Linked DNA regions of Homo sapiens: region 2 is linked to region 1. A link is a contact called in ENCODE Hi-C data. All regions are on one chromosome and are shown on one strand. Each heading gives the region's core, a stretch centred on a gene start or an enhancer-like site at or near the end of the contact. The rest is flanking DNA. Distances are from core to core; before and after follow the strand shown. Region 1 overlaps MBP (myelin basic protein). Region 2 has its middle 360 kb from the start of LINC01029.

Region 1 (4,473 bases), core at 830-3,329:
CCAGCTATGAAATAGGCAACAAGGCAAAGAACAGCCTGGCTCCCGTGCTGCGGTGCCCCCTCCAGCACGGGACCCTGCTCCGAGCTCCCTGACTCCCAGAGACACCGGTGCTCTCGGGGCTGACAGGGCTCTTTTCTTTGAGGACTGGAAGGCAGGCAGCGGGAGCACAGTAGGGGAATATTGCGACATGCGAGAACCCAAAAGCAAGCTGGGGAAGCAAGGATTCTGAGGGGAGAGGAGCAACACGCACGATGGGGAATGGCTGCGTGGGAAGTGGACCCACTGTTCTCTGCAGTTCCTCTGTCTGCTCAGCCCCTGCCTGCCCGCCTGCCTGTCCATCCCGTGCTGCAGGTCCCTGGAACCCGGTGCTGGGCCTGCACTGGAGGCTGGAGTGAGGGCGCCAGTGGTGCAGCTGGAAAGGTGGCCCCGGGCAGGGCGGCTCCTCTCGGCCCCGCCAACGGTGCCAGCTCCTCCAAGCTCCAGGCTCGGCCTGGGGCCCAGGACACTGACCTGAGCAGGAAGGGGCTGCTCTGGGCTTCCAGCAGCCACTGTCTCCGAGTCCTCGGACGTCCTTTCTGCCTCTTTCTCACAGACCCTTGTGCTCCTGGCCTGACTTGGAGGACACTGTCCACCCCTCAGCCTTGGCGCCCATGGAGGCTTCTGGAAAGACCTGCCCTGCCTCTGAATCCACCATCACCCAGCACACTGGCGTTTAGGAAGCAAAGCATTTTGTGCCATGGGAAAGCACAGGAGGAAGAACCAAAAATGCTTGGCTCAGGTCTCATGGCACTGCGTCATAGCCGTGGACCTGGGGCAGGTGTCTGTCTTCTCTGAGCTTCCTTCCCTCTCCTGTGAAACAGCAATGGTGGCAAAAGCGTCACCTGTCCTGCAGATGCTTTGGAACGTTGTGCTGATCAAGCAAGAAAAGCAATGCAAAGGCCCCACAGGAGCCTCGTCCTCTGAAAACATTGGTGTCATCATAACCCTGCCCCAGTGCCACTCCACACTCGTGCTATTCTGGAAGAGGCCTGGCCACCCTCAGAGCTGCTGGGGAGGGCAGTGCTGGCTCTAAAAGCCCTGCTGGCCCTGGCCCCTCTGCCCCTCAAGGCTGTAGCTTTGGGTCCTCTGTGTTTCTGTGCTGGGGCCTTAGTTTCCGAAACTGTAAAATGAAAATCCGAGCGGTGAACCTCATATCAATCCCTGCTCCCACCATTCTCAGAAGGAAATGGTAATCAAGCCTCAAAAGCCCCATGGTTGGGGCAGCTGGACTAGAACTTCACTCTCTGGCCATCAGCTCCGAGTCATCTGCGTTTGGGAAACAGACGTCTCTGAGCCTCCCCCGTGGGAGAGGAGTCCCTCTTGCCATGAGGAAGAGGAATTTTTTCCGTGGGTCTCTCGGGACAAGGAACAGAGACCCTGCTTCCCGGAGCTGTGGTCATGAAGGGTGTGCTCCTGCATGGAGACGCCATGGCAACATGGTACCTGGGGGCGGGCTGCCATCAAGGTGCCAACCAGAGAGGCCATGGCACAGCCACCCGGCGGAAAGCACACAACCATTTTAAGGACTTCCTCGCCAATCTGACAGCAGCTTTCGCCTCTGACAGGTGCCGTTTGTCCACCTCCGTTGCTTCTCCCTCTTCGGCACACTCACCAGGATGAGGAAGCTGGAACCCGGCGTCAAAGCTCTTCCTCTTTGAGGTTAAACCCAGATCAGAAAAATGCAGCCACTGAAAGGGTTTACTTAATGGCAGAAGCACAGGCTGCCGAACTTTGATTTGTTGTATCCTTCTGTGCCCAGAGCCAGAGCCCCAATGTGGGTCCCACAAGGTTTCGTGCCAAGAGGTCTCTGATACCGACCCCTGTATCACCAGCGGACAGAGGCAAAGGCCCCCAAAGGAGGCCACGGGAGCTTCACTTCCCCATGAAACATGGGAGAGAAAACACAACCAGATATGCCCCGACCACATCTACAAAAGCAGTATCTGAATCTCTGCATCCAGCCTCACAGTTTGCTAAGAGGAGAAACGCTGATCCTTCCTGTCATGGGGCAAAGCAACAACCTCCCGAGTAGGGCACCAGAAGGGAAACCACACACACAAGCCACGGGCGCCAGCGGCCGCCACCCTGCAGCGCTCTCATTCCCAGTATCTGCAAGGAGCTGCATCCTCTGCAAGGAGCTGAGGTAACAGCCTCAGGTTACCTGAAATCTGCATCAGAACGAAAGGCTTGTCTGTGAATTTTTTCAGACATAGAGAAAAGCCCGCTATTCTGGATGGTGCACAGCTTTCTGTAAAGAAAGTAAATGCCCGTGACTTTCATTAACTCGTGCGAGCCGATGATTCAGGAATAAACATAATCTTCAACCCGGCAAAGGGCAAAAACACAGGAAAAACTGCATCTGTCATTCAGACAGAAAAGAATTCTCTCCAAACTGCAAAATCTAAAATGCCCTGATCTTGCTTTTAAAAAAAAATCTAACATACTCTCCTGAGGCATGGTAGGAGCTGTTTGACCAGAAATCGAATAATAGCTTCCTTGCGGCGGGGAGTGGGGGGGGACACATATATATATATGTGCTTTTTTTCAGAGGAAGCTATTATTTAACTAGTATTGTAACTAGTATTTAACTAGTATTGAAAAGAGAACCACAGTGTTCTGTGATTTCTCGGAATTGCCAGAGCATTATGAAGTCAGGGGGATGGAGAGTAAGAAAAGGGGAGACAGCATGGCCCACCATTTACAGTCGGATGTGTCGTCTCATCTCCAGCCTTGCAGACTTTGACACCCATGTTCTGTCCAATAATACTGATTTCACTGGTGCCTGTTTTAGCTGCTGGTTCCAGTTTCCATGGGAAACAGATACCATGACCCTAAGCTTCAGATAGTTTGCAGGGGGTCTGCTGTTTCCCACTCCCACCGGTTTTTAGGTAGAAAATACGCACGCATTGAATAACAGAAGATCCCTGGAGAGAAAGGAAGATGCTGCGTAGGTGACTGTCTCCTTTGAGCATCTTTAAGGAGGATCATTTAATCACTTAAACAAGGTTTCTGGGGATGTCAAGGATCTCTGTGAGCCACAAAAGAAGTGTGATGTAGGGAAAATGGCAGAAAAGGTGCATCTATTTCATCTAGAACTACATTTTACGATTCCTAATTCAAAAAATATACTGAAGAAGCATATTATCACTTTCACAAGAAAAAAATTATATCAAATATACCTCTGTTCTTTCTTATCATGGCAGCTCAGAAAAACAGTGACACCACTATCTTCTGTGGTTCTGAACAGGCCACACAGATTCATCCCTGAGCTCTCTGTCTCTGAGTTTTTTCAGATTAACTTCTGAGCTCTCTGGTATCTGCACTTCCTGAGAGTGCCAGAAGAATCAAATATTACTCTGGGAGGTAAAAAGAGTAAAAAGCAAATTCATTCGCCCTTCACTCTCAGGGCCACTGCTGAAACCGTCGAAATGAACAGCAGAGGTCCCGAATGCCGCTTTGTGGATGTGTGCAAAAACCCGCCATGTGCAACCTGGAAATTAAAGGAATAAGGACCAGGAGATATGTTGGTTGGTTGGTTTTCAGTCACATAGACAAAATAGGACAGTCCAGACGATGCCATCTGTCAGTCCTGAGGCATCACTCTCCACTGAAAGGAGGAACTGATGGGCCCTTTGTTTTAATTACATAGAAATGCGTCTTTTAAAATGACAGAGAAAATTGAAAAATCTCATCTCATTAACTACACTGGCATTTATTGTATCCATCAGTGTTTACTAGAAAATTAGTTCCCAATTATTTTGGTAAACAGCAGCAATTGAAGCTTCCCTCATTCCCTAGACACTAACTGGCATATGTCATTGACTTTGTCTACAGATACTAGTTTATTTTTCTCGTCTGTGAGCACACTGTTAGTTCTAGCCAATAGCTTCATAACTTACTACAAGGTAAGTCTACAAATTCTTGTAATAAAATACAATTTAAAAATCCGTTCTTCTCCCTTCCCTTTTCCCTTTCTCCTATGACTAGCCAGTGAATTTCCCCATAGGCCGCTGACTTTCAGGTGGGTAACGTGAGCCTCTCATCCTACGTTCACTCCACAAGAGTCTCGCTTGGCATGCAGTCTAAAGTTCAAGCCCTAGACAGCTAGCAGCCTCTGCGAGCAGCTCCCTGAACCTCTGTGCATCTCAATATTCAAATCTGTAAAATGAGTGGTGACGTGGGAGCAGTGCTGAATGATATTTTTGGTTTACGATCACACCTCGTGTTTTAAAACCAAGACGCCTTGCTTTCTCTATTCTGGCTTTGCATTGAATCCTTTTGGGGACACAGGGAAAACATGTACATTCCTAGAACTTGGACCACTTACTTGATTAAGACAATGCCCATAAGGAAATCCCTACTGCATTTAGCCACTGGATGGTAGATGCTGCTCTCTGGGCATATTGAGATACATTAACAAAGAGACATTTTTCT
Region 2 (4,473 bases), core at 1,210-3,709, 630 kb before region 1:
TGGTGACTTACAGATGGGATTTTGGTGTGGATGTCCTTTTTGTTGATGTTGATGCTATTCCTCTCTGTTTGTTAGTTTTCCTCTAACAGTCAGGTCCCTCATCTTCAGGTCTATTGGATTTTGATGGAGGTCCACTCCAGACCCTGTTTGCCTGAGTATCACCAGCAGAGACTGCAGAACAGCAAATATTGCTGCCTGATCCTTCCGCTGGAAGCTTTGTCCCAGAGGGGCACTCAGCTGTATGAGGTGTCAAGTCGGCCCCTACTGGGAGATGCCTCCCAGTTAGGCTACACAGGGGGTCAGGGACCCACTTGAGGAGGTGGTCTGTCTGTTCTCAGATTTCAAACACCATGCTTGGAGAACCACTGCTTTCTTCAGAGCTGTCAGAAAGGGACGTTTATGTCTGTAAAGGTTTCTGCTGCCTTTTGTTCAGCTATGACCTGCCCCCAGTGGTGGAGTCTACAGAGGCAGGCAGGCCTTGTTGAGCTGTGGTGGGCTCCACCTGGTTCCACCCTCTTTGTTTACCTACTCAAGCCTCAGCAATGGCAGATGTCCCTCCCCAAGCCAGGCAGCCACCTCGCAGTTCGATCTCAGAGTGCTGCACTAGCAGTGAGCAAGGCTCCATGGGTGTGAGACCTGTGGAGCCATGCGTGGGATATAATCTCCTGGTGTGCCATTTGCTAAGACCATTGGAAAAGCACAGTATTTGGGCAGGAGTGTACTATTCCTCCAGGTACAGTCTGTCACAGCTTTCCTTGGCTAGGAAAGGGAAATCCCCCGACCCCTTGTGCTTCCCAGGTGAAGCAATGCCCTGCCCTGCTTCAGCTTACCCTCTGTGGGCTGCACCCACTGTTCAACCAGTCCCAGTGAGATGAACCAGGTACCTCAGTTGGAAATGCAGAAATAACTCGTCTTCTGCGTCGATCAGGCTGGAAGCTGCAGACCGGAGCTATTCCTATTCGGCCATTTTGGAATGGATTCCCAAAAAGTTGCTTTGAAAAAAAAGTAACCCACATGACACACGAGTGTGAGGCTTCAGTATTCACACACTCACAGGGGGAGGGTGCATGCTGTGTCATTTTGCCTTATCAGCCTGTTTTCCTTTTTCCCCGGGTGACTTGTAATAGGTAGATGGATTGTTTCTTGGACTGAGTCTGTGTCATGGTTTTGCAGCCCTTCAACTTTGCTTATGACATACCTGCCACCACAGTGAGTTTCTCAATGATCCAACTCTGCCCTACAAAACCTTTCCATTCCTTAAGAAATATCCTTAATGCAATTTTTCTATGGAGACTTTCCTGACCACTCCCCACACAGCATTCCTTTCCACCTTGTGTATAATTTTCCTATTCTTTGAGCTCTGTATGCAGTACCTTACTTTGATTGTTTTGTGACTATCTATAAACTCCTCTCCTCATTAAACTACAGATCTCTTGAGGGCAGAAACTCCAATGGATTCATCTTCTTAATGCCTTTATTCCTTAACACAAATCCTGGGACATGGCACACAACAATACACATGTGGTGAATTGATTGTAATATTTAGTGCAAAAACATCAATGTGCCAACCCACTTATCAAATCCATAGGTTGCCAGATCCTGTAGGTGATGAAAGTCCTCTGCATACACAAAACTCAAAATCCTGCTAGATTTACACTGACATAAAATTGATAAGACAAATATAATAATAACAATAAAAGTGTCCAGTTTTAGATAACAGTCTAAATTTCATCAACCCCACATGATTTGTTTTCAGTGCTAACTAACCAAATGAGTAAATATTCTTTGTAAACAACGTCGATATTCTATTTATTGTGTCCATAAAAGACAGGAAAAAAGAGCGTGAGGATTAGGAAATTGTTTTGGCTTTCATCGTGTCATTTCTTTTTGTGAAATCAACCTCTGCATAAGAAAATTACTTACCAGCTTTGAGGCAGCTTGCATTTGCAAACACAGTACAGGCTTTCAATGGGCAATCGACATGGCAGCAGTGAACAGAAAATCAGAGACCCTGGCAGGACTGAAATGGACACATGTGGCCACGCCACACTGCCAGGACCAACACTGCTGGTGCACAGTGCTGTAATAATGGGGACATGGCCGGAATTCACCCTGAGTGAGGCCTCTCCACACTATTTACTACCAACCAACATAAGAAAACTCCGTGCTTTCCATCCAGAAGCTACACCCACTGGGAAACATTTTTTTAGATATAATTGATATTCAACTTTGAAACTGCTCTGAAAAATACAAGAAGGTAAAATTGTCCAAATGTACATCACGCTGTGTGATTCACACTGAGTGTTTCTCTTAAAGAGAACTGAAAACTGTTCCCGGAATTTCTGCCAAATTTCTCTGAGCTCTTCACAGCAGCAGCTCCGTCAAGCTGGCTTGATTCAAACCAAGCGTTTGCCAGGGAAGCTCTTTCACATGTGGGAGTAGCTGAGGCCCTGATATGATTACATCCCTGAACATCGCTGGTTAGCAACTCGCAGAGGAAAAGAGCATGGTGTGTTTGAGACTCAGGCTGTGCGAGCGCCTGCCCTCGGGAGCTCATCCAAGCCCCTGTGGAAAGTCAGGGTGGGGCTTGGTCTCCTGCTCTCCTTCCTGGTGTCTTTGTGGGATTAAATTCCCCCTTCTGCAGATTTCTCGGGGTTATCTCCCGCCCTCCTACCTCCTCTTTCAATATGCTAGCAACTTTTAAAATATGCATATATTCCTTGTGCAGGTACATCAGACTTGCTCATATGTGTCAAGTTTTGTACAAACAGGAACTGAGAACAAAATAATACCAGTTCTGAGAGGTTGTCTCTGACAACACAGTAAAATGTTCCCAAATTTAAAAAAATCTTATCACAGGATTGGACAATTGCATGTTTTATCAGTGAAGGAAGATTAAACCATGAATGCTAATTGTACTTACATATCCCATGCATACCACTTATTCATCATAGGAATGTGGAATCGAAAATGAATGGTTCATTGCAGAATTTTTACATAGGCATTCTGCATCTCATGGTCTCTGAGGATGCTATGAAGTAATATAGGATACGGATTTAAAATGGGAATCCATGGATTTACTATATATATTACCTGTATTGACTGTTAGTGTTAGAAAGGGTTTCAAGAGTTTTGAGCGGTATGCATACTTTACAAAATCCTGTGTTTAATAAAGTGAATTGGTAGCATTCTAGCATGGAAATTACCAACCTGGGTTTTGTGATAAGAAAGATGTATCTCTAATTTCAGCTCTGACACGAGCCGTGGATGTGGTTCCTAAATGTTGTAGCCCTCATTCGCCCCACTAGTGAAATAGGGAAGATGGTTTCTGCTCCTCACAAGGAGTCACTTAGGTAACAATAGTGGTTAGCAGCAAGCACTCCCGCGGTACTGGCATTGAGGAGGCTCTCCTGATTCTTGTGACAGCTCAGCGGCAGCAGCTGGAATGGCAGAAGCATCAGTAACATTCCAGGAGCTGTTATTGTTCTGCATTTTACACAGCATCTGAGCTTCTTTCATCCCCCCTGTATTATGTAGCCCTTTTTCTTTCTGAAAGCTATTTTTGTAGTGGAAAACAAAACAACGAGTCAAGGGAAGTAAATACAGACCCATGTCCATCATCTCATCACCTCTCTATAAGCAGAAGAAAAGAAACTTCCTCCTCACAGCAAAAGTGAGATTAGCTAAACACAGGAAGTGTTCCATGACCCAGAAGGTTGTTTTCCAGAAGGAACTGTAGGCAGGGGCTGTGGAGACCTTGGATCTCCCCACCCACTTAAGGAATGATATTCACATACGGCAAGTTGGGCTGGGCTCAATTCCATTCTCTCACCCACTCTTGCATCAGGGATGAGCCTGGTGGCTGGAGCCCCCCTCCACTCTTGAAGGGGAGACGCAAAGAGAAGGTCAAATGGGAACGCTCAGTGGCCCTGGGGGATCAAATCTTTCTAGTGAGCTGGGGATAGCTGTGAGTCTCCTCATGACCCACAGGCCAGATGCAAAGAGCTGTTTCTTTTGGCCTTGACTTAAAATATTTCCCCCCACGCCAACTGCCAATGGAGCCCAAAGGTGTGCCTTAGAACTGCTCAGGAGTAACTGAGTGTGGCCGATGGCAGACGGTGGTGGGGAGAAGCAGGAGGAAGTGACCAGAACTTCCATGAGGGGAGAAACAGAGAAGGAAGCTCTAGGTCTTGATATGCTCTGGCTGTGTCTCCACCCAAATCTCATCTTGAATTGTAATCTGAACTATAATCCCCATGTGTTGGAGGAGGGACCTGGTGGGAGGTGACTGGATCATGGGGGCAGTTACCCCCATGCTGCTCTTATGATAGTGAGTGAGTTCTCATGAGATCTGATGGTTTTATAAGGGGCTTTTCCCCCTTTGCTTCTCTTTCTCTCTTTCACTCTCCTCTCTCTCTCTCTCCCCCTCTCTCTCTCCTTCTCACCTGCTGCCATGTAAGACATGCCTCTTCC

What was found. Hi-C counts contacts between places; a loop is a spot of excess contacts on that map. Pooled maps may share reads with other maps.
Region 2: a loop to region 1 is called in a pooled map, with 3 times the contacts of the local background. The contact joins two enhancer-like sites. A Hi-C loop is called at or near these places in 4 of 168 maps with a recorded cell type or tissue (K562, esophagus muscularis mucosa, left cardiac atrium and 1 more) and 5 of 50 pooled maps.

The regions. Positions count from the first base shown.
Region 1 is chr18:77,002,362-77,006,834 of GRCh38, reverse strand. The region is part of intron 4 of MBP (myelin basic protein); the gene reads left to right. Among named protein-coding and RNA genes, the nearest start is that of MBP-AS1, 24 kb to the right of the region's middle. RefSeq lists enhancers at 1-466, 467-1,366. Within about 2 kb of position 2,079, at least 8 of the 41 ENCODE cell types and tissues checked have a DNase peak (open chromatin) inside an H3K27ac peak, as active enhancers do.
Region 2 is chr18:77,633,622-77,638,094 of GRCh38, reverse strand. No RefSeq gene overlaps it. Among named protein-coding and RNA genes, the nearest start is that of LINC01029, 360 kb to the left of the region's middle. Within about 2 kb of position 2,459, at least 4 of the 41 ENCODE cell types and tissues checked have a DNase peak (open chromatin) inside an H3K27ac peak, as active enhancers do.